Linked DNA regions of Mus musculus: all the other regions are linked to region 1. A link is a loop called in an ENCODE intact Hi-C map of the cell type or tissue named here. Cell type or tissue: left cerebral cortex. All regions are shown on one strand.

What was found. Hi-C counts contacts between places; a loop is a spot of excess contacts. Peaks named below come from ENCODE experiments on the same cell type or tissue, not always from the same donor. Only the 100,000 strongest peaks of a DNase experiment are listed, where the experiment ranks them.
Region 2: it touches region 1 in a loop (2.9-fold over the local background); 7 of 42 quality-filtered maps call a loop at or near these places.
Region 3: a loop joins it to region 1, with 2.8 times the contacts of the local background. A loop is called at or near these places in 3 of 42 quality-filtered maps.
Region 4: it touches region 1 in a loop (6-fold over the local background); 11 of 42 quality-filtered maps call a loop at or near these places.

What each region holds. Positions count from the first base shown.
Region 1 is chr1:5,066,478-5,074,477 of GRCm38, forward strand. It overlaps a transcript of Rgs20 not described here. Among named protein-coding and RNA genes, the nearest start is that of Atp6v1h, 13 kb to the right of the region's middle. In left cerebral cortex, a CTCF peak has its summit at 3,951 (motif pointing left); DNase peaks (open chromatin) are centred at 3,952 and 4,916.
Region 2 is chr1:4,850,933-4,858,932 of GRCm38, forward strand. Tcea1 (transcription elongation factor A (SII) 1) reads left to right here and starts at 6,762. Exons shown (of 10, transcript NM_011541.4): 1 at 6,762-7,044. The coding sequence starts at 6,982. In left cerebral cortex, a CTCF peak has its summit at 4,826; DNase peaks (open chromatin) are centred at 6,739, 7,467 and 7,631; H3K4me3 peaks cover 2,004 bases; H3K27ac peaks cover 1,855 bases.
Region 3 is chr1:4,904,272-4,912,271 of GRCm38, forward strand. It overlaps Rgs20 (regulator of G-protein signaling 20), which reads right to left. Exons shown (of 5, transcript NM_021374.5): 5 at 5,305-6,391. The coding sequence ends at 6,203. Among named protein-coding and RNA genes, the nearest start is that of Tcea1, 51 kb to the left of the region's middle. In left cerebral cortex, no CTCF peak of the experiment used is centred here; DNase peaks (open chromatin) are centred at 3,987 and 6,637; H3K27ac peaks cover 333 bases.
Region 4 is chr1:4,782,311-4,790,310 of GRCm38, forward strand. It overlaps Mrpl15 (mitochondrial ribosomal protein L15), which reads right to left and starts at 3,416. Exons shown (of 5, transcript NM_001177658.1): 1 at 3,263-3,416; 2 at 1,641-1,795; 3 at 258-423. The coding sequence starts at 3,367. In left cerebral cortex, CTCF peaks have their summits at 3,355 and 3,561; a DNase peak (open chromatin) is centred at 3,443; H3K4me3 peaks cover 2,028 bases; H3K27ac peaks cover 1,105 bases.

The DNA of each region.
Region 1 (8,000 bases):
TTTTCCTTTTCCTTTTCCTTTTCCTTTCTCTTTCCTTTTCTTTCCTTCCTTCGTTCCTTCGTTCCTTCGTTCCTTCGTTCCTTCCTTCCTTCCTTCCTTCCTTCCTTCCTTCCTTCTTTCCTCCCTCCCCCCCTCTTTGATTGATAGTGTGATGGCTTGAAGTAAAATGGCTCCTGTAGGTCCATAGAAAGTGGCACTCTTACAGAGACAATGTTTGGAGCTGTGACGAAAGGATGTACCATCTAGAGACTGCCATATCCGGGGATCCATCCCATAATCAGCTTCCAAACGCTGACACCATTGCACACACTAGCAAGATTTTGCTGAAAGGACCCAGATAGAGCTCTCTCTTGTGAGACTATGCTGGGGCCTAGCAAACACAGAAGTGGATGCTCACAGTCAGCTATTGGATGGATCACAGGGCCCCCAATGGAGGAGCTACAGAAAGTACCCAAGGAGCTAAAGGGATCTGCAACCCTATAGGTGGAACAACATTATGAACTAACCAGTACCCCTGAGCTCTTGACTCTAGCTGCATATGTATCAAAAGATGGCCTCGTCGGCCATCACTGGAAAGAGAGGCCCATTGGACTTGCAAACTTTATATGCCCCAGTACAGGGGAATGCCAGGGCCAAAAAGTGGGAGTGGGTGGGTAGGGGAGTGGGTGGGGGAGGGTATGGGGAACTTTTGGGATAGCATTGGAAATGTAAATGAGGAAAATACCTAATAAAAATATATATTAAAAAAAAAAGAAAGTGGCACTCTTAGGAGATGTGGCCTTGTTGAACTGGGTGTGGCTTTATTGGAGAAAGTGAGTCACCGTGGGAGTGGACTTTAAGGTCTCATATGCTCAAGTTAGTCCCAATATGTCTCAGTCTCTCTCCTTCTGCTGCCTGCAGATCAAGATGTAGAGCTCTTTGTTCCTTCTCCAGAACCATGTCTACCTGCATGCCACCATGATGATAATAGACTAAACCTTTGAAACTGTAACTCAGCCCAATTAAATGTTTTCCTTTGTAAGAGTTGTAGTCATGGTATCTCTTCACAGCAATAAAACCCTGACTAAGACAGATGATAGCCTATCCTTCATTGTTTTACCTCTTTACTGATATGAAAGAATGTAACCACATATGTGTTCTATATTAGTCTTTGAGCAATGCTAATAATATGGCAGTGGTTTTGTCTTTGCAATATACTGTAAATCAACAGGAAAGACATAGACTGCTTTTTTTCTACTTCTTTTTTGTTTTTTAACACCTAGTCCAAGGTTTTGCAGATAACAACAGTTCATTGATTTGTAGGATCTAAATAACTGAGTATTGCCAAACTTTTACTTGTTAGGTAGAGATATGTATCATTTGCACATTCAAATGCAATATGAAAAGTTTTCTTTAAAGACAAAATAGGACTAAAGGGACAGTAGTATCCAAACTGGACCACTGCCTGCTATTCTCAGTGGCTGCTGTACAGGCTGGAACCTGCTTATTTGAGGTAACAAGTCACGGTCAAGATGGCAGATTGGACTACCTAGGATCAACAGAATGCAGTGGTTTCAGAATGCTGTCTGAAGGTATCCTGGTTATTCTTAAATTTCTGGATATTATATTTTCATGTGACACACATCTAAAATTTTAATAGAATACACACATATATAAGTATATATCTGTATTATATAGTAATGTAAAGTTGTACATATATCCAACTACATATATCTGTATTAAATAGTTATATAAAGTTGTTCACATATCCGACTGCATACACAGTTGGCTTTCTTTATTTAAAGGTTCCATATTTTCCAGATCTGCATATATGGATTTAAATGAGCATACACTGAGAATTATATACATATGTATTCTATAAATAGTATATATATTAACTCACATCTATACTGAAAATTCACAATTTTTTCTTGTTATTTCTAAATAATTTAGAATAATAACTATTTGAATAATATTTTTATTTCAATTATAAATTGTATTAATTTAATATATTATAATTATTTAATAAGTATATTAAATTATTTTATCATAAATAATCTAGATATGATTTTAAATGTACAGGAGGATGTGTATACAGTATGCTAATACTACCCCGTTTATATAATGAACTTTGAGCACCTGATGGTTTTCATATCAGGTGAGCCCTATAACTAATCTCCCTGAATACACATGAAAACACACACACTCTCTCTCTCTCTCTCTTCTGTTGTTGTCTATTTTTTGAGAATATTGTCTAATTTTTAGCTTGTAGAAATCTTTTTGGAATATTATTTACTTTTAGATCCTTGCTAATCAAGATCTCCTAGTTGGTGGGACCCATTTTTAACTACAGTCCTCAGGAGATTAAGGCAGGAGAATTTTGAGTCTGAGGCCAGTTTTAACTACACAGTGAAACGCTGAGAACATCGGGAATGAGCAGCTAATCAGATACAGCTCTGTACTTAGTGGAAGACAGCGATTGGAGTGGCAGAGTGCATGATCTGCTCACAAACATCAGAAAATTAAAATTATTTCTACAGAAAAAGACTCACAATAAATGCATTTTCATTTTCTTTTAACCTTTCTTCTGCTTGTGCCAATTAGATGAAATAACATCAAAGGACAGGTCTAGAGAATTAAATGCAGAGTCTACCACATAATGATCATTATCAGGAGATGTGCTGTGGCTGAGGAACAACTGCAGTCCCCAGTGCTAGCTAACTTACTTGGGCAAGTTTTCTGGTTTTGCATCATTTATTTCTGAGTTTTGCCAATTACTTCTTTAACACAGACACAAGTCCATGCCTCTCCATACCAGTAACCTTTTAAGAGATGCTTCTATTAATAGATAAGAGGATTTGCTGTCTTACTCTGTACATTCTGAAAATAAATATACAACACTGAATAGGAGAAATGTCACTCTGGAAAGTAAAATTGACTAATGGCAGAAACTCACACTTGGGAAACTCACTTTAGGAAGCTATATATTTTAAAATAGCATCTCTTAGGTCTTTAATATTCATGTTCCTATAGAAGTTTATCATTATTTTATAGCAATATTTTTAGAAAGAAGTCTATATTTTCTTCCACAATTATTTAGCATAAAATATTTACATCAGAGAAAAACATTCAAGAATTAATAGCAATAGCTAAAGAAACTAAGTATGTAGGTTTTCTGCTTTTTAAAAACATATCACCTAAAACCAAACAGCCAGCACTATGGGAGTGTAGCTCAGTGACTAAGTGCCTGCTTAGCATGCCTGAAACCAAGACTCTAGTCTCAAGCACAAAAGCATAATAAATAAACAAACCACACAACCACTAAAAACAAAGCACACACTCAAAAAGCAATGGTGAAACACAGCTGTTTAGAATGGAGAAAACTGGATTCCAGGGAGTTTTCAAATTTTTAGGTTTCCTGTAAATTATTCCAAAAGTATTCTTAATAAATCATCAATAATCTACCATGATACAACTGGCTACTGCCTTAATATTCTTCACAGATTAATCCTTTCCCTGCCAAAGACAGTGGGTCTTGTGAAGATCATCTTACCTTGACACCAGTCACGGCTTGGGATCCCTCTTTATCTTCTGTGTCTTGGTCAATACTGGGATTATAATCTTTCTCTGCTCTGAAGAGGGGCAGCAACTGTGCCTGTGCAGCCTGCCTGGTAAGATGCTCTTCTAGGTACCCTTGGTTTTCTTGGGAAAGGCTGGGCATGCTTTCCTAACAAATGCCCCACAGGAATAGTGTCATCTGGTTTTACCAATACCTGTAGATCCTCTCTTTTCTTTGGCTCTCTAATGCTGGCCCATGTCTGAGTCTGCTGTGGACCTTCTTGCAAAGTTACTCAAAGCAAAGCCAAAGGCTGATCCCTTCTGTGGATCAGTAGTGGCTTATCCACCTATCTTAACGGTCTGTTCCAGCTAGATCTGCTTACTGAGTGAGTATGCCAAGACTGCCCTCTGAAGGTGAGTAAAGAAAGTTTCTTCTTTGTGAGTCACTCGGCTGTAGCCCTGTGTCTCAAGTTAGAACAAGCTTCAGGAATGACAAATGAATGTGTAGTGAAAGCCATATGAGGGGACCTTTGAGGCAGCTCCCCATCTGTTCATGGTACCCTTCTGATTTTGCCTCATGCCTTTGTGCCTTTATGAAATCGAACCCCCAGAGCTCCGTGAAACAATGCTGGAGTTGTGCCCACAGGGAGGGAAGCACTCAAGATTTAGACTAGGAAGCAAGTAGGCCTAAGTTGCTGACTGTGGATAACTCCTGGAGAACAGCAGGCAATGAACTGACTGTATTCTGCCTGTGTCCAAAGAATTTGGCCAAATTAGTTAGTCCTTGACTCCTGGCCATGTTATAGTATCAGCCACATGTAGGATGGGTCTTCCCATTTCAATTAACCCAATTTAGAATGTCTGTCTCAGACATACCAAGGGGTTCATCTATGTGATTCTAAATCATGTCAGACTAATAATGTCACCATTGTACTTTTCTTGTCTGCAACTCTAAGTAAGCTACTCATTTCTTTCCTCTCAAAACTGCATTTTTAAAAAAAGATTTATTTATTTATTATATGTAAGTACACTGTAGCTGTCTTCAGATACTCCAGAAGAGGGTATCAGATTTCATTACGGATGGTTGTGAGCCACCATGTTTGCTGGGATTTGAACTTGGGACCTCCGGAAGAGCAGTCGGCACTCTTAACCACTGAGCCATCCCGCCAGCCCCCACTGCATGTTTTTTATGTCCTGCTCTTCTTGTTTTCGGTTGTTGTGGACGTAAAGACATGCAGTGAACAGTAACCCAGCTTTTGCTCAAACATACAATATTATATATACATGCTTTTATGTGATAGTCATATAACAGGCAAGGCTTGAATTCAAACTGAGTTATGAAAGAAACTTCATGTGGGTGGCTCAGAGGAACATTTAGAAATATAAGAACATCTCTTCTAATCTCAGCCTATTTCATAGTCAACCCACAGGCCATAACTGCTAAGTTATTAATGGAAGTTGTAGGAAGAAAGGATTTCCATATTTGGTTTTTCAGGTGTTTGCTTCAAATCTCCATCCTCTCCTCAGACAGTTTTGACATCTCATGACTGAAGGGACCCTTTTACCATGTAGTGCTCCCCTCTGGACCCTGGGTTAGGCACAGACCACCCACAAATACCAGTCTCCAAGTACAAAAACAAATGCAAAGAGATCCTTTATTAAGCAAGGCAAAGAGTGGCCGAATCTGAATCTCACAGAAACAGCAGCAAATAACTTTACCGGTTTTGATTTGAAGAGGGAAAAGGGGAGGTCTGTGTTAGAATGAGTTAGGACATGTTGGTAAGTTCTTATGGGTTAGTCAAAATAATGAATTTTGATTCCTGGAGCTTGATATTTTGTTAGTTGGGTCTTGATGATCAGTTTTAGGAGTGAGCCACTGGTCAATTAAGGGAATGGGCACTGTGGGCTGCTTTAGGAATGTGATCTAATGGTTGAGCTAAGTGAGAAAGATAAAAGGCAAAACCTGTCATTGCTGTTTGCCATGCTCAGGCCGGTGTTTGCCATGCTCAGGCCGGTGTTTGCCATGCTCAGGCCGGTGTTTGCCATGCTCAGGCCGGTGTTTGCCATGCTCAGGCCGGTGTTTGCCATGCTCAGGCCGGTGTTTGCCATGCTCAGGCCGGTGTTTGCCATGCTCAGGCCGGTGTTTGCCATGCTCTGGCCGGTGTTTGCCATGCTCAGGCCGGTGTTTGCCATGCTCAGGCCGGTGTTTGCCATGCTCAGGCCGGTGTTTGCCATGCTCAGGCCGGTGTTTGCCATGCTCAGGCCGGTGTTTGCCATGCTCAGGCCGGTGTTTGTTTGCCATGCTCAGGCCGGTGTTTGCCATGCTCAGGCCGGTGTTTGCCATGCTTAGGCCGGTGTTTGTTTGCCATGCTCAGGCCGGTGTTTGCCATGCTCAGGCCGGTGTTTGCCATGCTCAGGCCGGTGTTTGCCATGCTCAGGCCGGTGTTTGCCATGCTCAGGCCGGTGTTTGCCATGCTCAGGCCGGTGTTTGCCATGCTCAGGCCGGTGTTTGCCATGCTCAGGCCGGTGTTTGCCATGCTCAGGCCGGTGTTTGCCATGCTCAGGCCGGTGTTTGCCATGCTCAGGCCGGTGTTTGCCATGCTCAGGCCGGTGTTTGCCATGCTCAGGCCGGTGTTTGTTTGCCATGCTCAGGCCGGTGTTTGCCATGCTCAGGCCGGTGTTTGCCATGCTCAGGCCGGTGTTTGTTTGCCATGCTCAGGCCGGTGTTTGCCATGCTCAGGCCGGTGTTTGCCATGCTCAGGCCGGTGTTTGCCATGCTCAGGCCGGTGTTTGCCATGCTCAGGCCGGTGTTTGCCATGCTCAGGCCGGTGTTTGCCATGCTCAGGCCGGTGTTTGCCATGCTCAGGCCGGTGTTTGCCATGCTCAGGCCGGTGTTTGCCATGCTCTGGCCGGTGTTTGCCATGCTCAGGCCGGTGTTTGCCATGCTCAGGCCGGTGTTTGCCATGCTCAGGCCGGTGTTTGCCATGCTCTGGCCTGCTGGAAGGAGCTTTTTAATGGTTTTTATTAGGATGCACACATTTTTTGCCATCGGCATCTATTCTTTGTTGTAAAGGACTCTTCGCAGTTGAGACAGCCAGCGTCTTAAAATCTCAGCAGAAGAGACTAGTTCTCTCCTTAAGCACAGGGTGCAGATGATTCTGGAGAATGCAAGATGCGAACCAAGGACTGCATGGAATTGTTCTGAGGACAAAGAGCCTGAATGTATTTAGATGAAAATCTCAGTTGTCTCTTGGAGTGGAAATAAAGCAGGGAACTTCCTTCCTTCCTCCCTCCATCCCTTCCCCCCCCTCCCCCTCCCCTCTCCCTCTCCCTCTCCCTCTCCCCCTCCTTCTTTCCCTCCCTCTCCCTCCCCACCCCCTCTCTGTCTTAGACAGGGTCCCAATCTCAGAGTGGCCTTGAATTTACTGTGTAAACAAGGCTAACTTTGGACTCTGGCTCTTCCTGTCTCCCCCTCTGGAGCACCTAGATCATAGGTATGTGTATCCCTTTTTTTCTTTTCTTTTCTTTTTTTTAATTAGGTATTTTCTTCACTTACATTTCAAATGCTATCCCAAAAGTCCCTTATACACCTTTATTTTCTTGACTCATTGACATTAACTTTTATTTTTTGAAGTTTATTATTAGTATCTAATCACTTTCTGCCTTTCCTAAAATTAAAAAAAAAAATCCACTTGGATTTGTTTTCCCAAGAATACTAAGGTTTCTACTTATTGTCAAGACAGACTGACAGTGGCCCAATCCTCTCTTCCCATTCTAGAAGCAAGCAAAAAACTTGATGATCCTTATAAAAATAAAAACGGTACCCAGATATTGAATATCAACACTGAAAGAGCAGTGATTCCAAAGTGACAGAAGACAAATACACTAAGGCCTATTTGTGTCCTGGCTTCATGCTGGGAGAAAGGTTTTAGGCTTCGATTCAGGGAAGGAACTTAGAGTGGAAGGTGAAGAAGTGAGCAGGGATTCTTGTAGATGCTTGGGCATCAGGTGCTCAGAAGGCTGAGTACTGGAAAGGAAGAGCTACTCAAAGTGGAAACCTTGAGACTGTCGTAGGTTCCAGTTCATTGGTATCAGTGTACTGGTGTGAAGAAATGAGTTGAAGTCAGGATGGGTTCACCCAGAAACAAGGAATCATCTTTGGAACTCAGAAAAGGCTGGGTATAGCTCATAGCATTCTCAAAGGCCTTATGCTCCATCTCTCACTGGGTACTCAAAACTCACAAGAGTTTTGCTTCATTATTGGAGAAATTAAACATAGAGTACACACTGCCCTGGTCTTTTCTAACAAAGCTTATGTAAGACACAAAAGATTATACTCTTAGTAATGGAAGTATGTCCTGGAATAAAACTCAGTATTGTTTAGAGAGGTAACAATCCTAATATTTCCAGACATGCCATGAAGCAGGACTATATTTAACCCATAGTCAGAAATGAGCTGTTCA
Region 2 (8,000 bases), 220 kb before region 1:
GGTCACAAAAGACCTCCCTCCAAACGTCATACACTGTTTCTGCTCTTGTGATAGTTGTTAATCTGGAAGAAATTAGAATAACCAGTCAGACAAACTCCCAGTACCACTCCTCAGCTGGGGGATTTTGAATTACATAAAGTAGAAAAAGCTACTAAGCACTGAATGCAATGTGACCAGCTCCCTTTAAACTTCTGTTGTGTCTTCCACATCAGAACTGCAACTTAGAACTGTGACCTGAAATAGTCAAAGCAGTCCATTACAGCACAGGAAACCAAAATGTGTAACATTTTAATAGATGAACCTCATCCCATCAATAGCCCGATCCACAAACACCATATATTGGATATTCTATCTTCTGTTGTTACTTTGTACAATTTTTTGGCCTCCAATTCCTGTGATTTTAAATTTATTCATTTGTCAGCTACTGTAAGTGATGGTTTAATTTTTATTCATTTCTAATTTTAAAAGTCTAATTTTATTCCTTTCACTGAGCTATATAAACGGTTAAGAAGGTGACCGATGGGAACTGTAAGTTAGATCACAGGAAGACTGGCATACCTATTAGATCATCTAAAATAAAGTGATGATAATGGTGCTAGTGGCGTGGCTCAATGGGTAAACGCATTTGCTGCAACTCTGATGACCTCAGTCCAATTCCTGGCACCACATGCGGGAAGGAAAGAACCAAATGTAAAAAAAAAAAAGTGGTGCGCATGTGCCATGGCATGTGAACATAAGCACATGTACACAGAAGTAAATGGAAATTAAAAAAAATAATAATGCCAAGTACGATACATATGTACAGGAAGTGGATGTCTAGTATAGTGCTGGTGAGAATGTAAAATGGCATAGTTGTTTTAAAAAAACTGGCTATGTAGCAGTACCCAATTAATGTACTCAGTTGATCCAGGCCACAGCTTCCTCCATACCAGCCCCAATGTTCTGCGTTCCCGAATGAAAGACACACAACACAGCCTTTATATTTTGATATGCCTAAAACTGCTCAATGGCTGGGCCACTTCCTAGCTAGTATCCACGTGGCTATCCCACCTCTCTCTGATATTCCCAAGTCATTACTTACTAAAATCTGTAATTACATCTTTGCTGCCCTAGGCCCAATCTGGCAGCCCTCCTGTGGCCCCTCAGGCTACTACATGGCAGCTAAGCTCTCTGACCCACATCTTCTCAGGCACCGTGCCTCCTCTTCTCCACCTTATTCAAACATGGTGGCTCTCCTTCCTCCTTCTTCCTGTCTGTCCCCAGCCTGGGAATTCTAAAAGTCCCACCTCTGTCTGCCCTGTTCAGCCATTGGCTGTCGGCATCTTTATTTACGAGTTAGAACCAACTTGGGGCAGGGTCTCAGTGTCTTACCTGTGGGAGCATTGCAAAAAGTTTTTTGGGAAACATAATTAGCTACACTTACGCTGTTAGAAGGAAAGGTTAAAGATGAAATAGAAAAGAAGTAAGATTAGAGGAACAACAAAGAGTCAACAAAACTGAAAAGTTTTTTTGAACAGCTTTTGTACTGAGGAAAAGAAAGACTTACTTTCTTAAGTTGGGGTATTATTGCTGTGATGAAACATCATGACCAAATCAACAGAAAGGTTTATTTCAGTTTCCAGCTTATACCATCAGGTAAGTCTATCGCTGAGCAGTCAGGGCAGGAACTCAGAGAGGGTAGAGAGGAGGCAGGAACTGATGGAAGCCATGAAGGAGTACAGCTCCACATGGCTTGCTCAGCCTGCTTTGTTTTAGAACCCAGGACCACCTGCCCAGCATGGCACCACCTGCAATGGGCTTGGCCTTTCCCGGTCACTCACTAAGTAAGAAAATGCCCTACAGGCTCTGCCTGCAGCCCAATCACACAGGGGCATTTTCTTAATTGAGCTTTACTCTTCTCAGATGACTTAGCTTGTATCAATCAAGTTGACAAAACTTCTTGGCATACTTACTGAAAGAACATTTAAAATACTATGAACATCTATCTCTATGTAAGGAGAGTGGGCTACGGGTAGAATGTATGAAGCCATGGGTCCAGTCCACAGTGCTGCAATAGATAACATAGATAAAACAGATAACGTAGATAAAAATAAACAAAATGTCTATTAAAATACAGGCTGCCCAGACTGGCTCCAAGAAGATAGAAAGAAATTGATAGAAAGAAATGAGCGCCAGGCGTGGTGGCGCACACCTTTAATCCCAGCAGTTGGGAGGCAGAGAACTCAGGCAGATTTCTGAGTTCGAGCCCAGCCTGGTCTACAAAGTGAGTTCCAGGCCAGCCAGGGCTATACGGAGAAACCTGTCTCAAAAAAAAAAAAAAAAAAAAAAAAGGAAATAAATGAGCTTGGATCCATTATGAGAGAAAGCAGAGGGGGAGGGGGGGCTGAGGGGGGAGAAAGAAAAGAAAGAAGGGGAGGGGGAGGAAAAAGCAAAACAAAAAAAAAGCCCCAAGACCAGATGGTTAAGCCTACCAGACCTGAGCCCCTGAGTGTAATTAAACCCCTTGTCTGGTCTCCTTAGCTCAGTTCATTACTTTCTTGCTTCATGATCAATTTTCCCCCAAAATCACTTCAAAATACAACCAAAATAGACATCTGTGCAATAGGCAGCCATTTGCATTCAGCTCGAGGCTTAGCAGTGATTGGCTGTTGACTTTTAGCACTTGGTAAAAATGCGCCTGCAGTTCCTATATAGGGAACTCCATATTACAGACATTTACATCATTCCCACTATAGTGAGAACTCAGTCTGGGATTAAAGAAGTAATTGAGCTGGGTGTGGTGGCTCGAGCATTTAATCCCAGCACTCGGGAGGCAGAAGCAGGCGGATTTCTGAGTTCAAGGCCAGCCTGGTCTACAGAGTGAGTTCCATTGTTTTTGGCTAGTATAAATCGCACTAGAGCCCAGCATAATACCAGGCTATATATCAGAATGGAGTCACTTATACCAAAACTTTCAGGTATTAAACTGAAAACTCTTTATCTGACCTTCCCTGATTTTGAGGGGGCATGTATCAAATTTACCAAATAAGCTAGTTTTAGTTAAGCTAGTAAAATTCACGCTCCTCAGGCCTCACACAAAAGTAACATAATGCTGACTTCTTTTTTAAATTGTTCTCTCTGTTCTAGTTTACAAGTAACTGACCGGAGTTTTTAAAATTATTTTTTAATTTTTGCTTTCTTCAGCCTTTTCCTGCCTATATAACAGCTCTGAACATGTGTTTTTCCCTCTCCGCAGAATGGAGTTGTACTGACTCTAATAAGGTGCTGCAGTCAACTGAGATTGTAATTCTGACCTTCCTACAAGAACACTTTTCAACTGTATCAAACTGCATGAGAAAACACCCTTTTGAAACAGTCTAAGAAACCAGTATTACCAGCCAAGGAGGACCAAGGCCACACTATAGGATCCCATTCTTATTCAGTAAAGTCTAGGCTATCCAGAATGTAAGAGTGGCTCAACATACAAAACCAATCGTATGTATGTAACATTAATAGTGTTAGATTCATTTATTTTTAAACAGACATAGAGAACGCAGGAAGAAGGACTTGGGTGAATAAACCATATTTATTCACATCAATAACATCAAAGAGGCATCTTGTCACCCATGTGTTCGGATGTCCAAATGGGTGAAAAGGACATAGTCCGTAAGGGAAGCTGGGAAATATCTAGTCCTTCAGCAGGAAACTAGGAAAAATAGCACCTAATTATCTCAACACCAAATTACGATAGAAACAAATTAGAAATAGGAACATCGTGTGTCTCTAAAAACCAGTGGACATTATACTCCACAAAGGAAAGAAAGTTTTCCCTGTACAGTCAGAGATAAGGAAAAGAGAACTGTTTTCACTTGTATAGTACAGCATGCTGAAAGCTGTAGGGTTCTAGCTGTTCCTCTTCAGACACTGACTGACCAGGTAGACTGCAGTACTGTGAAGAGGCTAGATTTCTGCATACTCACCTACACTTGGGCTAGTTCAAGCCCTCTGACAGAATTCCTTCTCACCCACTTTGTCTAAACTAAACTCTTGTGACTAATAGATAACCTTTTCAGATCTTAGCAGACCACTAGCTTCCATCGACCCAAAAGCTTCATCGTGCTGAAACCACCACTGACATATCCACCAATACATTTGAAATTTGCCTTGATTTATTACTTTCTCTTGTAGAACTACAAACTTTGGTTTTTTTAGACAGAGTCTCTCTGTGTAGCCCTGGCTGTCCTGGAACTCACTCTGTAGCACAAGCTGGCCTCGAACTCAGAAATTCACTTGCCTCTGCCTCCCAAGTGCTGAGATTAAAGGTGTGCACCACCACGCCTGGCCTTGAACTATAAACTTTCATGAAACTGCTTCCACTTTGGAACATGGAATTTGGAATAAAATAAGTCTGTGTTCCTGGCCATGGTAACTCAAAATGCCTCCAAAATAAGCTATATATTATTTCCTTTGAGATGAAAGCTGTGGTTTTTACATCAACAATGTTATGCTTAGTTTTGTTTTGTTGAGATAGTGTTTCTCAGTGTGTAGCCCCCTGGGGGAGGAGAAAGAAAACAACTAGCTCAAGAGCCTAGCCAGGGTTAACTCAAATCACCTTAACTTTGCCTTAGGCAGCAACATCACCACCTGCAAGGCTATTGTTTACAAACAAAGATGCTAGCTAGACTATTGAGCCATGGAGATCAACCTAGTACTTGGGTGGAGGCAGGAAAATAAAGTCAATCTTAATTACACAATAAGCTTGGGTGTTTTCACCCTGGGGGTGGACCTAGGTATTGTCTACCCATTCCTAAAGTTCCAAGGACAAAACAATTCACTCTGGAGAACCTATGAGTTTATAAGGCACAGTGCATAGATGATCCTAAAGCAACCACAAGGGGAAGTCTGCACCTTCCCCATCCCCGTCACCTAGATATGGGCTCCTCTGTGGATAATGCAGCCCTGTTCCTAATCGTTTCCAGCCTACAGACTAGCCCTTCCTCTGAAACCTGAGGCCATCCCCAATTAGGGCAGAACTGCAAACAACTAGTTGGAAGGGATGGCTGGATATGTGGGTGAGGTCTAGTGATCCTCCAGGCCTACCTCTATGAACTTCAACAGTCAACAAGCTCTATGATGAACTTCCCAAGCAGGCACAACTGAGCTCAGAGTAATAACAGCTCTTCCGCTCTATGTTCCTGATGATAAATGATGGAAAGCTTGGAAACTGTCAGGGGTCATAATGTACAGCACGTGTGGTTCTGTAAACACCTCGTACTTGAAATCAGTTAAACTGGATATGGTGGTGCTCGCCTGCAATCCTAGCAGGATTTTATGGATAACTTGGGCTTCATAGATAACTAAGGCAAGCATAGGCTACAAAAGACCCTGTCTAAAAACAAAAAGCTAAAATGGTAAACTTTGTTTCTCTTACAACACTTAAAACTTAACTTGAGGCTGGGGAGATGGCTAAGTGGACAGGAGTACTTGTTTTCCAAGCATGAGTGCCTGGGGTTCTGAGATGGAATTCCCAGCACCTGCAGAAAAAAGCTGGGCATAGATGTGCATTCCTGCAACCACAATGCTTGGGAGTCTAAGAGAGGCCGATTGGGGAATTTGCTGGCCAGTCAGCCTAGCTGACTTCAAACTTCTAATTCAGGGAGAGACCCTGTCTCAAGGCAGTGGAGACCAGATAGATATCTTGAACCATAAAGGGCTTTATCTTAGTATAGAGAGAATCTTAAGTGGTAAATTTTGGTTAATGGTAATTAACTTTGAAATGCTGTTATGCATAGTGTGAATTGGTAGTAAATGGTTTAACTGGACACAGACCCACTTTCTCATCTGCAAATGAGAAAATGTTGTCCCCTCTTTTTTTTTTTTTTTTTTTTTTTTTTCCGGTTTTTCGAGACAGGGTTTCTCTGTGTAGCTCTGGCTGTCCTGGAACTCACTTTGTAGACCAGACTGGCCTCGAACTCAGAAATCCGCCTGCCTCTGCCTCCCAAGTGCTGAGATCAAAGGCGTGGGGCACCACTGCCTGGTGATTGTCTCCTCTTTATTACCTCACAAGGAAATTGAAGGAAAAGGACAAAGAAAATAAATGAAAAGCATGAGTTATGGGTGAAAAATGGTACTGAACCATTTACTTTCAATAGAAACTGATTAGTCAAAGTGGAATTCACTGTTACCCTGGGGAGCTATACTTTATTTGATCTTAAGTTTAAAGTGTGAAAATGCACATTAGTTATATGCCACGGCCTTCTATCATGCTTGGTGACAAATGTTTAATTTGACACGACATGTGTTTTAGTTAACTTTTTTCATTGGAAAGAAGATATTTTGAGTCTTAAAAGTCTGTAATGTTCATTGGCTCCTGATTTATTAACTTTCAACACATGGAACAAAGTAAAAACAATCCCAGACACTATACATGTCATTTTTTTACCGTGGCTTTTTTTAAGTCACAATTCTCAAGGCCGTCGTCTTTTTAGTCGGTTTTCATCAGCAGGCTAGATGGTTTGAATATCTGAGTCCAAGAGTGAGCCTCAGTGCTCATGCGCTTTAAGCCCTCGGCAATGCCTGTCCTGCGTCCCAGAGAACGCTCTGCCGGAGGGGTTTCGATGGAACTCGTAGCAACCTACCGCCTACTGCCTGATCCCTCTGGCGTGAAAGCCGGACTCCGTCCAACTCCAGCTCGCCAGCAACGCGAGTCCGGATAGGGCCGGAAGTTCCAGACTGCTGGGGGCGGGAATAGATTAAAAGAACAGCGCACGCCTGAGCGAGCCACTTCTACTTTCCAGTCTCCTGCGATCGATTCGTAGTGCCTGTGTGGCGCGCGCGGTGCTTGACTGGCACGGCCTAGGGGGCGGAGCGCTTATCCCTGCCGCCGCGGGCCGGGTCTGTGAGGAAGGCCTAGGCCAGCGGCTTCGCGGCTTGTCCAACGTCCGCGCAGCTTCTCTCGCTTCCCGTCCGCTGTGGCCGGGCGAGGGGAGGCCTTCCGGAGCCATGGAGGACGAGGTGGTTCGCATTGCCAAGAAGATGGACAAAATGGTGCAGAAAAAGAATGCGGTAAGCGGGCGGGCCCGGGGCAGGCCGCGGCCGAGTCCGCGACACCGGCCCACGCGGAGTCAGTCAGGGCCGGGCCGGGCCGGGCCGCGCCGCGCGCCCTCCGGGCTTTCAGGTCCGTGCTGCCCACGGCCGCAGTGAGCCCAGGACTGAAGCCCTCGACGCTGGGCTGAGAGAATGTACGGTGGCCGCCGCCGGTTACCCCAGAGCGGCTTCGCTGGGTGCCGCGGTCAGTTGCAGACGGGCCGTAAAGTGTGTTTATCCCAGCTCTGCCTTACACCCACTTGGTAATCACAAACAGAAAATACGCCGCCCCTTGGCAAGTCGGCCTGCGTGCGATGTGCCGGGCAGCCGGCTGCTGCTGCTCCGCGGGTATGGTGCTGAGGCTGCAGCGGGACGGATGACATCCTCTGTTCCTTGATTGGTCTGTGTGGATGTGTCCCTCGGTGTGTACCACTTTCCATCCCTTTGCTTCCACACTTGACCTCTCCAGCCAGCTTCACTTGAATCTCTTCTTCCAGACGCAGCAGGTTTGCATTATCAAAACACCAGAGACTTTTGCCATTTGTGAAGTAAAAGCCGTGCAGAGATGCTAAACGTTTGTGCAGTGAGTGCTTTAGAGTTACGCGCCTCTGCAGAATTCTTTTTATGAGTCAAGAAACTGAGTCAGAGCTAAAGTGCTGTCGCTTAAATACTGTGTAGTTTTGCTTGAGCTAGGAGCTCGCTGACTTTCCACTCGCTGCCAGCTTAGGATTTAGTGTTAATACCAAATAATGTAAGACTTTCAGACGCCCCCGGTTCCTCTTTCTTAAACAGGTGTGTTGACCCGCATTTAATTTCATGCCCCGTTAATCCGTATGTACGATTTTGGTCCTTTCAAATATTTCCTGTTTGTTTTCTGTTCCAGATATTAGCCTGTGTTGTTTTTCTTTCTTACTGATTGAGCTATTTCATTACTT
Region 3 (8,000 bases), 160 kb before region 1:
TGGCCTGCAAGCTACCGGGATCCATCCCTATGTCCTTCAGTGTTCCTAAGTTCTTATGTCCAAGTACATTGGTACTGGGGATTAGAATTTAGGTTTTCACATTTGCAAGGAAAGTACTTACCCACTGAGTCACTTTTACACATGTTTAATATATAAATGGGCAGATGAATTTAGGGAGCCTGCCTGGCTTGAAATGGCTTAAAGTGGGACACAATGTCAGACATGGCTTTAAAGGCTGATGTTTCCAGATGTCGTTATAAAAACTGGTGGTCTCTGGCCTTCTAGCTCACTGACTGTACTGAACGCTTGCTGATAACTTCTAAAAGATTCTAAAAACTTTCTTAACTGATTCTATGGTTTAAAAACACTGGCTTCTTTTCTCTCTACCTCTGTACTTTATTAAGCATTGTAATTCTCTGTGCTTTATTTAACTCTATGCTTTAGGCAAACTAAAACTTACTGTTCTGTGCTAAGAACTTAACTCTTTACCTGTACTTTAGTAAGTGCTGATATCTAGCAATTAACACTGTTTAACAGCAGGGGATTAAGTGAAAGGATTTATTGCTGCTGCTCCTTTCTCAGGTGAATCAGCCAGAAGCCCCTCTGGCTAAGCTGGTTAACTCTTTGTGAACCAGAGAAAAAGGAAAGGAAAAGAATTAAGATGCATAATACAGGCAAATATACACATACACATTCAAACATGCATACACCCACACTCTGGTCAGGCCTGACTGTCACAATCAATTCCACAAGTATTCAAGCATGCTTACATACATACACATATACCTACACACAAACATATAGACAAACAGACATATACATTTGGATGGATGGATTGATGGATGAATGGGGCAAAGCTCCCCAAGCCAAACCATTCAATCAACAACTTTATTTCTGTTCTCTGGTCTTTTTATACTTTCTTAGACAAAAAGTTCCTTAGAAAATTACCTCAGAGATAAAATGTTTTATAGAATGGGAGTTACAGAAGGATGTTGATATTAAGTTCAAAGCAGTGCTTCATTATAATATACTTATTATAAGGTCAAAGCTACAGTTTTTACGTGGCTTTGCCTTATCATAGTGCATAGCTGTAACTTTATTCTTGGACCTAAATATCTTTCCTTGAACACAAATTTGTCCCAAGTCTATTTCTCTTTTTAGTATAATTATGAATGCTTATTGAATTTCCTACTATGCAGCCTTTACTTACTATCATGAGAAGTGGGAACATTCTATTCTTGATTCTAACTTTATTACATGTCTCTAGCAACTAAGACCATTTCTAAAAACTTTTTTTCTAAAATTATTTGAATCAAGACAGGACTTCTATAGCATCATTATGTATTTATCTATATAACATCACTACAAGTTAGTACATCTTCATAAGTGTAGAAATCTGCTTAAAAGGGGGTGAGTCAATACCTTGTGATTGTTATTAATAACAGGTAAAACATATTAATAGCAGGAATCTTTCCTCGGATTTAATTTTCTATGCCTTGCCTAGAGAAGCAAATCTGTTGCAGATTTTAGTCCATGGTGGATCTTTCTCAGGAAGATCAGCTGCTAGGTTTTAGCTTTTCCTAGACTAGCTCTTGACAGATGCATACATAGTGTTTGAGCAGGGTCTCCCACTCTATCCATAGGCAGCTTTCCTTCTGTGGACTGTTTCCTGTGTAGACAGGAAGTGTTTGATTCTCATGTACTGCCATTTCTTCATTTGTTTTTGTAGCTTCTGCTTTGGCACCATCTTCAAAATCCATCAGCAACGCTGAGGTCATTTCTGTTGTATTTTTATATAAGTGATTTACAGTTTGGGGCCTTAATATGTGAATCTTGAATCATTTTGAGTTGGGGTTTGTGCATGGTATAACATGAGGATGCATCTTCATCAGTAATTCCATTTTATCAAGCCCATCTGTTACAGACCCATCTCCCTGTGATGGCTCTTCTTGGTTGTCCACTTGACTGTATATCTGAAATGAACTAAAACTAAAAAAACTAGAGGTCACACCTTTGAGCAATTTTTGTGCAACTTGAGATGAGAAGATCTACTTCAAATCCGGATTTTGAGGTTGGAAGACACACCTTGAATCCAGATATTTAATGCAGATCTAATCTGGGTCATGCCTTCTGCTGGAAGCCTATATAAAGGACACAGGATGAAAGAAACTTTTGCTCTTTGTCTTCTTGCTCTCATCTTGCAAACAAGTCTATTCTTCTCTGCCTTTATAACCTACTCCTTTGGGATTCCATCATATACTCAAGACCAGCTGAGACACCCAGGCTCATGGACTAAGTAGCTACCGGATTCTTGGAACATATATTCATAAATGTAAGTCCCTTTAGGCACATGAGTGGCCAGGCCCTTCTACTATCTATTCATGCCAAATGGCAAGGAAAACTTTCCCTGACATGGACTCCCTTTATAAACCTTGTAAACCCTCAAGGCAGGAAAGTGGCCAGGCCCTGCCTTGGAACTCCAGCAACCCGAACCTGCCCCCAAGACATCCCTCAAAGCACCAAGAGTCCTTTTCTAAAAGCTGTAACTGTCATTTCCAGCCCTGAGGCAGTAGAGTGGCCAGGTCCCACCTTAAAAGAAAAAAAAAATCCCACCAATCTTTGAAGAGGACAATCCACCAATCCCTGAGCTCCCCCAAGCTCAGGACTTGAAACCCCACCAATCCTTATCCTGGAAAGCTCTGCCCTGGAAAGTTCCACCTCCTAGAAATCCTATATAAGTTCTGCCTACTGCTCAGTTCCCTGCTGTCTTCTCACCCAATCAGAGGCAGCTGCCCTCCTAAGTTTCTCCCTCCCAATAAATCTCTTATGTGAGGTTTGTTGTGTGGTGTGACTTTGTGGTAATCCTTGGCTCCTGACTGCCTTCAGATATGCAATACTTAAACTCCCCCCTGAAGACTTCCAACTTCCACATTTCACCCGTAGAACACTAACTGCTCTAATGGACCTCTTCAGTATTCATTGGCTTTCAACTCCTAGCTTTCCATCTGAGTTGTAACATAGCCTCAAACTCACAGAGATGCCTCTGACTCCTGTATCCTGGGATTAAAGGTGTGGGCCACCACTGGCTGTGTGGGGGCTCTTCTTAACAGTCATAAAGTGAGATGTGCCGGGTCAGAGAAGGAAAGAGAAAAAAAGAGAAGTGAGAAATGACCAGCCTTGGGAAGAATACACAAGAAGAGAAAATCCAAGTGAGCACCAGCTGAACACTTAAAAAACTGACTGGATTATGTGAGGTAAGCTTAGAGGGTGAAGGTCAAGATTAAGACAAGCTGAGTATCCCTCATTTGTGAGATATACCAGATGTCCAGACAGAAGTTGACTAAAATTCAGGAGGGATTTCAGACCAGACCCTGACTGGTAGATATTCAGTACATTTTAAGTATATAGGAGGGACACTAGGGAAAAGTAAGCCAAATCCAAATTTCAGGAGCAAGTACTCTCAATAGACAGGTGATAGCAGTGATTATCATGTTGTAAGTATTTTCTGTAATCTACATGAGTGTGTTCTAAATCCTCACACAGTGCTATTATTACCCCACAGTGCTACCAAGAAGACATGCCCAAAGAATGTTACTTACTATTCTCATCTACTGGCATGCTTATGGAGTTGGGGTAACTCTGGCTGGGGAACCCCTGTGCTTTGTCTACTTGTTCTACTATTGAAAGAGGAATGGAGAAGAATTCAGGGAGTACACAGAGCTAGGAGGACCCATAGAAGAGATGGGAGTAGGGTTTCCAGGAAGAAATCACCCATGATAGGAGGATAAGGTTGGAAATGATGTGCTCTAGGGCCACAGATGCCCTACTAGAACAGTCAGAGCACCTTTCTGTTTGAGTATGAATAGGGAGATGGGGTGGAGGCAGTAGGGGGATGCTGTGAAAGCCTACTGAAAGAGTGCTAACTGTGCTAACAGATATAGGCTTGTTCTTATGCATGAAATAGAGCAAGCTTACAGTGTGGGAGAGCAGACCAAGCTTAGATAAGTAGACGTTGCCTTATCCCTAGGAAATGCTACTTTCCCTCTCCTTGAAACATCTGTTCTTATGCCATATCTGCATGTTCTTTCTTCCCTCTTACAAGGCAAATCCTTCTAAGCCTTCTTTGAGACTCAGCTCTCTGCCCATGCACACAAGGGCTTGTCAGCAGTCTTCATGCTTTACCTCCCCAAGGATTCTAAACTGTCTGTGCTGAAAACCAGTCCTCCATATTAGAATCTATGCTGTAATTGTTAATGCAGATTCTTTCTGAATAGTTCATCTCAGCTTCAAATTCAAAATCCTGCTCCAGCTTCCTGTGTGCCAGAAATGCAGGTATGTGCAACTACACTTAGCTCCAAGCCTAGACTCTTGGCCATGCAGGTCCCTCTACACAAATGAGTATCCTTATATATGTCTTACAATTACCTTATACTTTACATGTCCTTAACTGTATCATTTGGAGTCACTCAAATAGCCTCTTCACCTATAGTAACTATTGGCAGGACATATACAGTCTTGTTCTATAGAGTTAAACTCTGGTGGAACTTCTGCTGAAATCTTTATATAACCCTTAAAATTCTTTGCGCTGGGTTTGCTCCATTCTAGGTCTTATAACAATACATTGTAGGTACCATTGGCACGTAACCCATTGGAGAATCGCAGTTATGGCCTCTGTTCAGTGAAAATAATGGTTGAATAAAATGGGATCAGAACCATATGCAAGAGACTGGCACCATGAAAAGTACAAAGCTCATTATTCTCTGAGATGAGTTGAAGGAGGTGAGGAGGGATGCTGGGATGTGTGTATTCATGGGTTCATACACAGAGTAAGGGGTGAGGGACAAGCTTCATGAAAAGTTAGAGGTGAGATGGTTTGTTGAGAATGAGGGAAAGGAGTCTTATTTGGGGTTGAGCTGAGTAACAAAGCCAATGAGGCTGATGCAGGACCAGGCAAAAGGGAGGCCAAGACTTCTCTACAAGGTTGGAGCTGGTGTGTTCTCTGTAAATTAAGTGTCTAACCTGAAATCTGTCCAGTGTGTTATATTTCCCATTTGTTGTAGACATGGGATTGTTCAGTGTGGCTTAGGTCTATAACTACTTTTACCTGTAAACTATGAAGTCATCCTATTTGCTGTGATTAACATAATATCTTGGAATCTAAAGACAGAACACTCATCTGGATGGTGAAAAATGGATTGCATGCATCCCTACATGATCTGTGTTCCTCAGAAATGCCAGATAAAATAATACAAGATTGAGAGAAAACTCTTGTTGTTTTCAGGATGAAAATATCCACATATCTTTCATTAAAAATTAAAATATGTTTATTTGAGAAATTGTGAACATGACAAGCTTTGGACTTCAAAATTCACTCTTCAGCTTGATAGATTCTGATAATACAGTCACCCTTTCACTTAAGTGTTGTTTTCCTTACTAAATGTCTGAGAGTGACCCACCAAGAGCATGGTTTGTTCCACCAACCATAACAGATACACGTACGTATGTACACACACACACACACACACACACACACACACACACACACACACACACACACTTGGATGCATGCATGCACAGAGGGAGGGAGGGAAAGAGGGAGAGAGAGAGGGGGAGAGAGAGAGAGAGAGGGAGAGAGAGAGAGAGAGAGAGAGGGAGAGAGAGAGAGAGAGAGAGAGAGAGAGAGATTTTCCATTTTTTACAAGGAATAGTCACATCTTTGTGAAATATGACTCTCAGTCCTAGCATGGTACCAAGTGAAGTATTCAGAATGAAGGAAGGCTTAGTTGAGGAAGATTTGAATGCCGTTTCTTTGGAGGGTAATACAGTATTGAACTCATGCAAAAGAAAGTGTTCCCATTTGCTCTTTGTACATCTGTGCTGCAGGCAGAACAGAGACTAGTACATGCTCTGCCCTTGAGAACATGCTACTGTTATGTGAATGTGAGCACACTATCTTTCTAAGGCAGCCTTACCCCCACCCCTTTTTTCTCATACCCCCCACCCCTTTTTTTCTGATAAGTATCACTAAAGGCAGTTGTAGTTTCCATTGTGAATCTATAGCTTTCTGTGGAGGAGGAATCTGTTATTACAACAGTCCAAGAATCACTGTAGCACAAGACACCCTATCGCTAAATTCCCTGTGCTAGCTGTAGTCCATGAGTTATTTTCTTGTTTTGTTAATAATAAATATATTTGAAACCACCTATGCTTCAACTGTTTTCTCAGCTAAGGACGTAAGCAAATCCTTATAGACTGTGGAGTTCATGAAGCGGGGATAGGAGTCTCTGTGCATTAGAGTGTAGATCTGCAGTTGAGCGTCATCGAATATGTGCTGGGATGGATCCACCATGTTTCTGTTGATAACCTCTCGTACTCGGGAGTCCAAGCTGACCTGTGGAGAGAAGCAGCAATTATTTCTGGTTGTAAATTCATCCAAATTCCCCGAGTCATTTTGTCATTCAAAAGACCCCAAAGCAAACAAAGTGTTCTAACAGTCTGAGCCCTAACTGTCTGCACTGCTGAGAGAAACAGGTGAATGAAAGGGGACACCCTTGGAAGGCCTGGGAAGCAGATTGCTGGCCCAAGGCCAGAGAACTCAGCAGGCCATAAAGAAGTCAGCTTACTATTTCTCTCATGTTGGAAGGAATGTTAGCTCCTTAGAAAACCACACAGCTGTGCTTCTTTAAATGCGTGTAGGATGGCCTGTGAAGATAGAAGGCAGCATGCATAGACTCATGCCTGGTAATGAAGACAAAACCCTGGGCACTGCAGGTTTCTGCCCGACTAGAAACTGGGTGTAGGTTTCTGATGCCAGTCCAGGTTTAATAGGAAACTGTCTGTAAAGTGGAGTGCTCAAATCACAGGGCCTGAAAGCCAGTGGCATCCCGGTTTCTATCCCAGCTGTCCCTGCTGTGAAAAACACCCGAAAAAAAATTTGCTCAAGATAGGGGGATAATTTTATTTATATGGCACTGTGCTTTAGACTGGAGAACGCTGACTCAGCATACGAGCAGCCCTGGGTTCACCCTTAGAACCGCAAAACAAAGGAAACCCAGTAGAAACATCCAGTAGTTGGATGGACCTGAATGAGACCATGAAAGGTAGCATGATCCCTGGTTGAGCTAAGGCTAGAAGCCCTGGAGACCCCGAAGGGACTGTAGAAGCTTTGCCTGCTCCCACGCCGCAGCCTTTCATAGATTTGTGGCCCTCAGTCATGTAAGAGCAATGCCCCAAGCCCCTCCACATGTAAGGAATGTGACCTGTGGTCACATAGGTTCAAGACAGCTCTCCATGTAGTGGGGTACATAGAAGAGGCTTGGAGGGCATAGCCAGTAAGCGTTCCTTCCCAGACATTCCTCCCTGCAAAAGGTATTTACTCAGGCCCACCCCAAGAAGGGTGGTATGGTTTTACATATCTACTTTCCACCATGGCAATAAATGATTTGAAACCACAGACTATCTCTTTTCATCGGGATCTGTCATGGGGAGCCATGGAGAAGGCCTTTGCCTACAGAGCCACTCTTTAATGTCTTGTAGAAGGCCTCTCTCCCAGCCATGACAGCCACCAAGCCCAAGACCGTTAAGCCAAGGACTCTCCCTGAGGGACCAGCAGGAGCTCCCCCTTCTCCACCCTCGCTGCCCCAGGCTAGGTCTAACCCCCCTGCCCAGATTCTGTTCGCAGCTCTTCCTTGATTTCCAGTGTTCCCTGTGTGCCCAAGAGCCTGAGAATCCCGCGGCCCCAGCCTCTTCTTAGGTCTGGGTGCATCTGAACCAGCTGTACTGTGCCTTAGACTATGCTTTCCCACCCCTGGAATGGTGTCCTCTGGCTTCCATAAGACCCAATACCTGCCAGAGATGGCATGGGGTAAGCACAGTCAAACTCCCACATCCAGCCTCGCCGGAGCTCTGACAGAGTGGACACAGGACCCACCAACCCTACAACTTGACCCACCAACCCTACAATTGAGTGGACAGAGCCCAGGACTGTGCAAAAAGACCAA
Region 4 (8,000 bases), 280 kb before region 1:
AGAGGTGCAAGGTCTCCATTTAATAGTCATAACTTAAGGCTACTAAGAACTATAGCAATTCATTTCTAACCTCCCACTATGCCTAACTTAATATTAATCTTTACTAGAGGTCTGTATGAAAAGAAGAAAATAGTGTCTCTACAGTTTGGTAATGTCCACAGTGAAGCATATATGTGGTATGTGTACATAATGAGAGTATGGCAAAGTATGTATATAGTACCAAACAACAAAACATACAAAATCCAATCTAGAGTTACCTCTTCAACCAGCTGGACTCCATAATCCCTCTTAAGCGGCTGGATGGTCACACCTCTCCCATTCACAAGCTGGGTTAGGTCAATAGGTTGAGTTGGATCAACTCGACCTAAATCAATGAGATACTGTAGTCTCCTGAGACTCAAAGGCTGATACTGGTGCCTGAAACTGCAAAGCAGGAATGTAATAATTAGAAAACACCAAGTAACCTTCCTGTATCCTCTTCAAACCAGCACGCTTTCCAGTGTTTTCCTTCATAATTTCTGATGGTCTAAAATAAATTTATAAGCACAACACAAACACATAATAAAACACCAGTGCTTCCTTTGGTCCACTAAAAAAAATTTACCTCTCTAAACATTTACTTCACTCATGGACACAAGTAACTCACAGTTTAATTCAAGATAATATCATAAGGTGCTGGAGAGATGGCTCAGCATTTAAGAGCACTGACTGCTCTTCCAATGGTCCTGAGTTCAATCCCCAGAAACCACATGGTGGCTCATAACCATCTGTAATGAGATCTGATGCCCTCTTCTGGAGTGTCTGAAGCCAGCTACAGTGTACTTACATATAATAAGTAAATAAATTTAAAAAAATAACATCATAAAATAAAAATGGTACCCACTACAATGTGCCATAAACATATTATATATGCATACATATTATATACATAATGTAATATATATATATATACATACATACATAATATATATGGGGATGTTTGTGTATATGTATCTAAATATATCTATATTTCAAATATATACCCATTTAAAAAGGTAATATACAGGCTGGTGAGATGGCTCAGTGGTTAAGAGCACCGACTGCTCTTCCAAAGGTTCCAAGTTCAAATCCCAGCAACCACATGGTGGCTCACAACCATCCGTAACGAAATCTGATGCCCTCTTCTGGAGTGTCTGAAGACAGCTATAGTGTACTTACATATAATAAATAAATGAATCTTTAAAAAAAAAAAAAGGTAATATACATGGAAATAAAAATACATATGGCAAGATACATTTACCTTTTATATATAAATATAGATACAGATATATATAGATATATATAGATATGGAAAGATACATATACATTTTTCAATTGTTAATCATCTAAGGAATTATGACAGCAAGCACTATCATCAGCATGTTGTTGGTCTGAGTAGACTCTGTACAAATGTGCTTTTCTGGGGGCATAGTCATACAGTGACACAGACAATAGAGGGTAAGTTACATTACTAAAAATTATTCAAAGCAACAGTACCATAAGTGTGTTCCTAAATAAACATAAGGTATCTACCAAATTACTTGTGTACTTCTTAGTGGAAATTACGATTTGTACTTAAAAAAAACAAAAAACAAAAAACAAAAAAAAAAAAACAACCTTACCTATGTCCTTCATTAAATCCATATTTTGGGATTCGTATGTAAAATGGAGTCTGCCCTCCCTCAAAGCCCAGCCTTGGCCGGGTTCCTCTCTGCCTTTCTCCTTTATGGCCTCTGCCACACTTCCTACCTCTTCTCCGATCTCTTGGACGTCTTTCCTACAAGAAAAAGTGAGTTTTAAGATCTTCAGATACATTTCTGAAAACTGTCTCATCTCATAGCATATTCCATATTAATGCTGTTTATCCATTGCACCAGAGGTAAAGTACCGTGTGCCAAGCCCTGCTCTAGCTGCGTGCTCATCTTTATACTCCACCAACATAGTTCTCTCAGAATGTAGCTGATCCTAGTAACCAAAATACAAGGTGAAACACAGGGCAAAGTTCTAAGGAAGGGATGGGATCCAACAGGAATAACAAGCTCTACAATAAGCTAGGTCCCTGTAGTGATTGCTATCTGCTAGGTTGAGGCAGGAGGATTCAAAGTTCAAGGCCTGCCTAAGCTACAAAAAAAGGGCAAGGCCAGCAACCCCCAATTTTCTGAGAGTCTGTCTCTGAATAAAGCATTTAAAAATCGGGAAAGGGAACCAGATGTGGTGGCGCATGCCTTTAATCCCAGCACTCGAGAGGCAGGGACAGGAGGATTTCTGAGTCCGAGGCCAGCCTGGTCTAAAAAGTGAGTTCCAGGACAGCCAGGGCTCTACAGAGAAACCCTGGGGGGGGGGGGGGGGGGGGGCGGTGAGAGGGCATCGGGAAAGGGTTTGGGATTACAGCTCAGTGGTATAGTGTGCTTGAACAAACAAGCTAAGGGCCTAAATTTAGTCTTCAGGAAAAAGCAGCTGGAACGGAAAAAGAAAATCCTAGAACTAAACAGCCAAAACGAGGCTTGAGTGACATTAAATGTTTTATTTTTAAATTAATCGTAAATATGTAATTAGATCACATATGGCTAAGGAAAACTCCAATTTTTGCTAGGGACACATTCTAATTTCCTAAATTCCTAAAAGATAAGCTCCTGGCAACTTGTCCCCCTCCACAGAATTGTAAAACTGATGTGAAATGATTAATTGCTTCGGTAAAGTTCCTCATGTAGCTGTAAGTTCCCCAGAAATAAAGTAATTGCGACCTTTCAAAGCCCTCCACCTTCTACCCCTTTAACCTGGGCCTAAGGGGAATTGTGGTTGGCTGCACTATAACATTAAAAAATTGGCTAATTACAACTGGATAGAGTCGGGTAGTCTTTCGGTGTTCTCTAACTCCGTAACATCTTTCCCTTAATTGACTTTGTCAACCGCCCCCCCCCCTAAAAAAAAAGCCGTATATTAAGTTACTGTAAAAGCCGAGCAGCCGACCCACAACAGTTTTCTAGTTGCACCCTGGGTTGCACATTGGCCAGCTGGAATGTAGAAAAAACACTGGGATTTTTATAACGACGATAGGCACTTGCTAAGCAGTTCAGTTTAAACGCAATTTTGGATGAATCGTCTGCAGTTCCCGAGTGTGTACCCTCCGCCTGCTTAGCATCCTTAACACTGGGCGCACGCGGAAGGGAGCCAGGCGCCCGCACGCGTCCATCGCCAGAGTGACGCGGCCCCTGCACTCCCCGCACCGCCGCCAAGCGTTTACCCGTTTTCTGGAGTTAGGACTGGGCTTCAGGTTGGCCAGGCTCACTCTCGGCAAGGACCGCAGCAGGTCCAGGCTGGTCCCGCAGCCGCGCGCCGTGCCAGCCATGACCCGCGGTGCTTCAAGGGCGCCCAGGAAGCGGCGTAGACTCCGCGTTGCTTTACGGCTCCGCCCGGCCCCTGTCGCGCTGCAGCGGCCGTACTGCCCCGCCCCTGTCGTGCTGCAGAGCGACCGCATCCGCGTCGGTAGGCTATGTCTTCCAGCTTCCAGGCTTGATGTCTTTTTACTTCGGGGAACTGCATCAACTTTTGTGAGATCATGCTTTATCCTCTGGCTTTGGTACCATTTTGTGAACGAAAACTGTTCTCTTCTGCCCTGTAATGACTGAACACGCTGTACGGTAAAAGTGGGGCCTCATGAAGCGAAAAGTAATCCAAAATGATGTGAACAGGTTCAAGCTTTGAGACTCTGGTAATTCAACTGTTACAGTGCCTGGCTCTAGAATTAATTGTCTAATTAGGTTCAACCTAATAGCGTGCCTTGCAGTTAACGATGGGGGGTGGGGCATACTTAGCTCCTGGGGTATGCCAGAAACTGAGTTAAAGTTAGCCTTACTAGATTCATATAAACAACCACGCTAGAAGCGAGGTGTGGTTTTATGCCTATCAGATCGACCCAGCTGTCACAGCAGATGGTATAGATAGGATTCAAAGCTAATGAACTTAAACTGCCAAACATATATTTAACTCTCCAAATTAAATGATTTTTAAAACTTGTCTTAATACAAGTAATATAGAAAACAATGTGTTCATTTTTATATTCTTTTTCCGTTCCACTGTCTTGCTGGAGAATTGCTCCTACCAAGCTCTATCAGTTATATAGTGAAGGTGAGACAATTTAATAAGCAGCTGTTTCTAACTCAAATAAACCTTTATTTTTATTTTATTGATTCATTGTGAATTTCACATCATACACTCCAGATCCACAATCCCTCCGTCCTTTTTGCCCTTGCAAACCCCCCCCCCCCCAAAATAAAAATAAAGTTTAGGAAACCTCATCGTGAAGCTGTCGTGTGTCACAGTGTGTCCTACAGTATACCCTTTTGTCCATACATTATTACTTGCAAATGTACATTGCAATGAGTCATTGGTCTGGTTCTAGGTCTCTGGCTTCTGCTACACCAATATTGGATCCTCACAGGGACTCTATTCGGTTATCCTGCTATTGTCCTAGGTCACTGAGATCCTGCAGCTCTGGATCAGCAGGACTAGCTAGCCCTTTCACATGTTCCAACAGGTTACACATAAGGTAGATATCGGGGTGAGCTACTCAAAACCATGGATTTGGGCCTGGGGCCAGAGCCTGCTGGTCATTCAACATGGAAACCACGACTTGGGGTATGAGGATGATTATAGGAAAGGCAAAAAGAAGATGGAAGAGACAGATATGGGAGGGCTACAGGTCAATACCACCACTAGCAGCAAGTTTACTTTCTCAGTGTCTTTTAAAGGCTAGCAACAGAAAGCATGACCAATTCCAGGAAGTTAAACAATGAACATGAACATTTATGTGATAAGTGTATGGTACACACTATCCATGTTTGACTAAGGCCATTTCCTTCAGGCTTGGACAGTCTCTCAAGGACATATGTAAAAGCAGAGGAACTTGGCAGGATATAATGCATGTCTTAACTAAAAGCAAAAGCATGTTAGCAGACTCATTCATGATTAATTACAAGCAAGAACTCAGCCAACATTAACTCTGGAAGTGCTCCCCACATGTCCCCTTTTTATCTATGCAAGCCAATGAAATTGAGGAAAGCCAAAATACTGTGTTGCATTTCTTGTAAGGATACATTTTCTTTATTGTATGGTTTATGTGATGTCACTAATATTAATCAGTCATAGTGGAAATGGTCTGTAGCCAATTGTATGCTGTTTGTCCCATATGCAACATAGTAAGCATAGAAAACTATGAGAATGAATTGAAGAGTGCCACAGACTCTCTTTGGTCACTGTCTGTGTGGAACAGGTCTCTGGTTGCAGGTGGACAAGGAGTTGGCAGGAATTGACAGACTCTACACAAGGGAGTGTGGATCTGAATGTAATTTGTCAAATTGAGCATCAAACTTTTTATACAGAAGAAAATAGGGAAGTTGTGTGACACACCTGCAAGGTACAAAGAGGCTACTGGATTCTTACAAAAAACAGGAATGCAAACACAGAAGGACTGGCAGGAACCAACTGGGATAAAATTCAATGTTAACAACTGGGATCAAAGGCAGAGGCAGGCAGATTTCTGAGTTCGAGGTCAGCCTGGTCTACAAAGTGAGTTCCAGGACAGCCAGGACTACACAGAGAAACCCTGTCTCGAAAAAAAAAAAAAAAAAAAAAACAAACAACTGGGATCAAAAACAGCTCCATCTAAGGTCCACTTAATTTTAGAAGCCAGGGGCAAGGGCTTTGTGGCCTTGCCATAGTTCCTACTCTAGTCTATTGTATAGTCCACCTTCCCCCTAGGCCATTGTAAATACTTGTGTATGGGTGTAACTCAGCTATCTATAGTTCTAAGTATCTACTCTGGTTCCTTTTTCCTAGATAATGGTAAATTCCTGTGTAGGGCAGTGACTTAGCTATCCATTCCCAAGGTCAGATCAAGGACTGCCTAGAATCTAAGTTACCTATATGTCAAAATATCAATCCTTAGGAGCACTTGTAATAAAGCAATATTAAGGGAAAGCACACAGATCTGTTTACCAACTAAAGCAAGGACACTGGAGCATTCTCTTTACAGGATGTCATTATTCCAGGAGACTAAGTTTCCATGAACTTTTCGCCTCAGGACAGCGCCCAGGTTTTCAGGGTCTGTGCGCTTGTCACTACTGGAGTGGATGTAGTGAAAGGAAATAAAACTTGAGACCTGTGATTCATGTAATTTATGTCAAATAGCCCAAAGAGTTGTTTGTGAGCTTTGAAACCTCAGACTGAGAACATAGCAGAACAGGCCAGAACATGCCCGGGTAAGCCCGTCATTGAGACATTCCTGAGGCTGCTTAGCCATAAAGATAAAGAGAATGACATGCCGGACTGGCCCGGCGCCTCCCTATCTCCCGCCCTTCTGACAGTCTGCTAATGTTTAAATGGACCAATCATGTGAAACTGTGCCAATTCCTCCCCAGCCCCGCCCCTTTTCTATAAAACCCCCTATCTTCCAAGCCTCAGGGTTCAAAACCACTGTCTCCTGCATGAGATACGGTTAGACCCGGAGCTCCGCCATTAAACTACCTCGTGTTTTTACATCAAGATGGTCATCTTTTGTGATTTTTGGGTGCACGCCGAATCGGGAATTGAGTGGGGGTTTCCCCACTAGGTTCTTTCACTAGTAGAAGAGTTTAATCTATGTCATTAAAAAGGTAAAGTAAAGGGGTGTGGTGAATAAAGCAGCAATCTTTTAGCTTTGTGATGATGATAAAAAATTTCTATAAGCTCTCCATTAGTATTTATTTTATACACACATGGTTTAGGAATTAGTCTAATTTCTTTTTTAAGTAGTTAAGGAGCACCTGTAGTAATAAAACATTTATTTCAACAATAAAAGAAAACAAGGGGCTGGAGAGATGGCTCCGCGGTTAAGAGCTCTGACTGCTCTTCCAAAGGTTCGGAGTTCAAATCCCAGCAACCACATGGTGGCTCACAACCATCCGTAATGAGGTCTGACTCCTTCTTCTGGAGTGTATGAAGACAGCTACAGTGTACTTACATATAATAAATAAATCTTTAAAAAAAAAAAAAAGAAAACAAAAACACCAAGTCACAGTCTTAAGTCCCCACTTCCCAGATGAACCTACCTTGCATCAAGTTAGATTTTATATATTTGGAGAGAGGAATGCATGAAACAAATCAAATAGCCAACATCATATTAAATGAAAAATGATAAAATTTCCTCTAATATCTGCAGTTATTCAACGGTGCTTATTATATTTCCACTTTCATTCAACACAGTGTTTGAATGAATGAAACACTTAGCTAGAAGAGTAAGAAGATAGAAGGATATAAAAGAGATACAAATAGGAAAGGAAGAAGTCAAGATACCATTGTTTGAAAATCTAATTCTATACTTAAATATTCATAATAGTTCAACCAGAAAACTTTTAGATCTGGTAAATGCTTTCAGTAAAGTTACAGAATACAAAAGCAATATACAAAAAACCAGTAGTTTTTATATACAGCGATAATGAATTTTCTGAAAGGAAAATTTTAAAAAATACCCCCGTTATACAATACCATCAAAAAATTTACCTGGAGCTGGAGGGGTGTGAAGTGGAGGGTGAAGTGGGATTTTCAATAGCTCGAAAGATACCTCAATGGTTAAAAACACTTAGCTGCTCTTCCAAAAGACCCTAGTTCAATTCCCAACAGCCATGTGGTGCATAACTGTATCTAACTCCAGTTCCAGAGGAATGGAACCCTTTTCTTGGCCTTTGTGTACCAGGTACATGGGTGGTATACAGACATACATGCAGACAAAACACTCAAATGCATAAGAAAATTTTTAAAAATTTTTGAAAAAATTACCTAGGAATGAGCCTAACCAAAGAGGTTGAAAGACCTCTTCAGCAAAGACGTTAAGACATTAGAGGAAGAAACTAAAGATGGCACTAGATAACAGAATCTCTATTCTTCTGGTCTAGTAGAATTAATGTTGTGAAATGGCAATATTACCAAAAGTAAGCTATAGATTC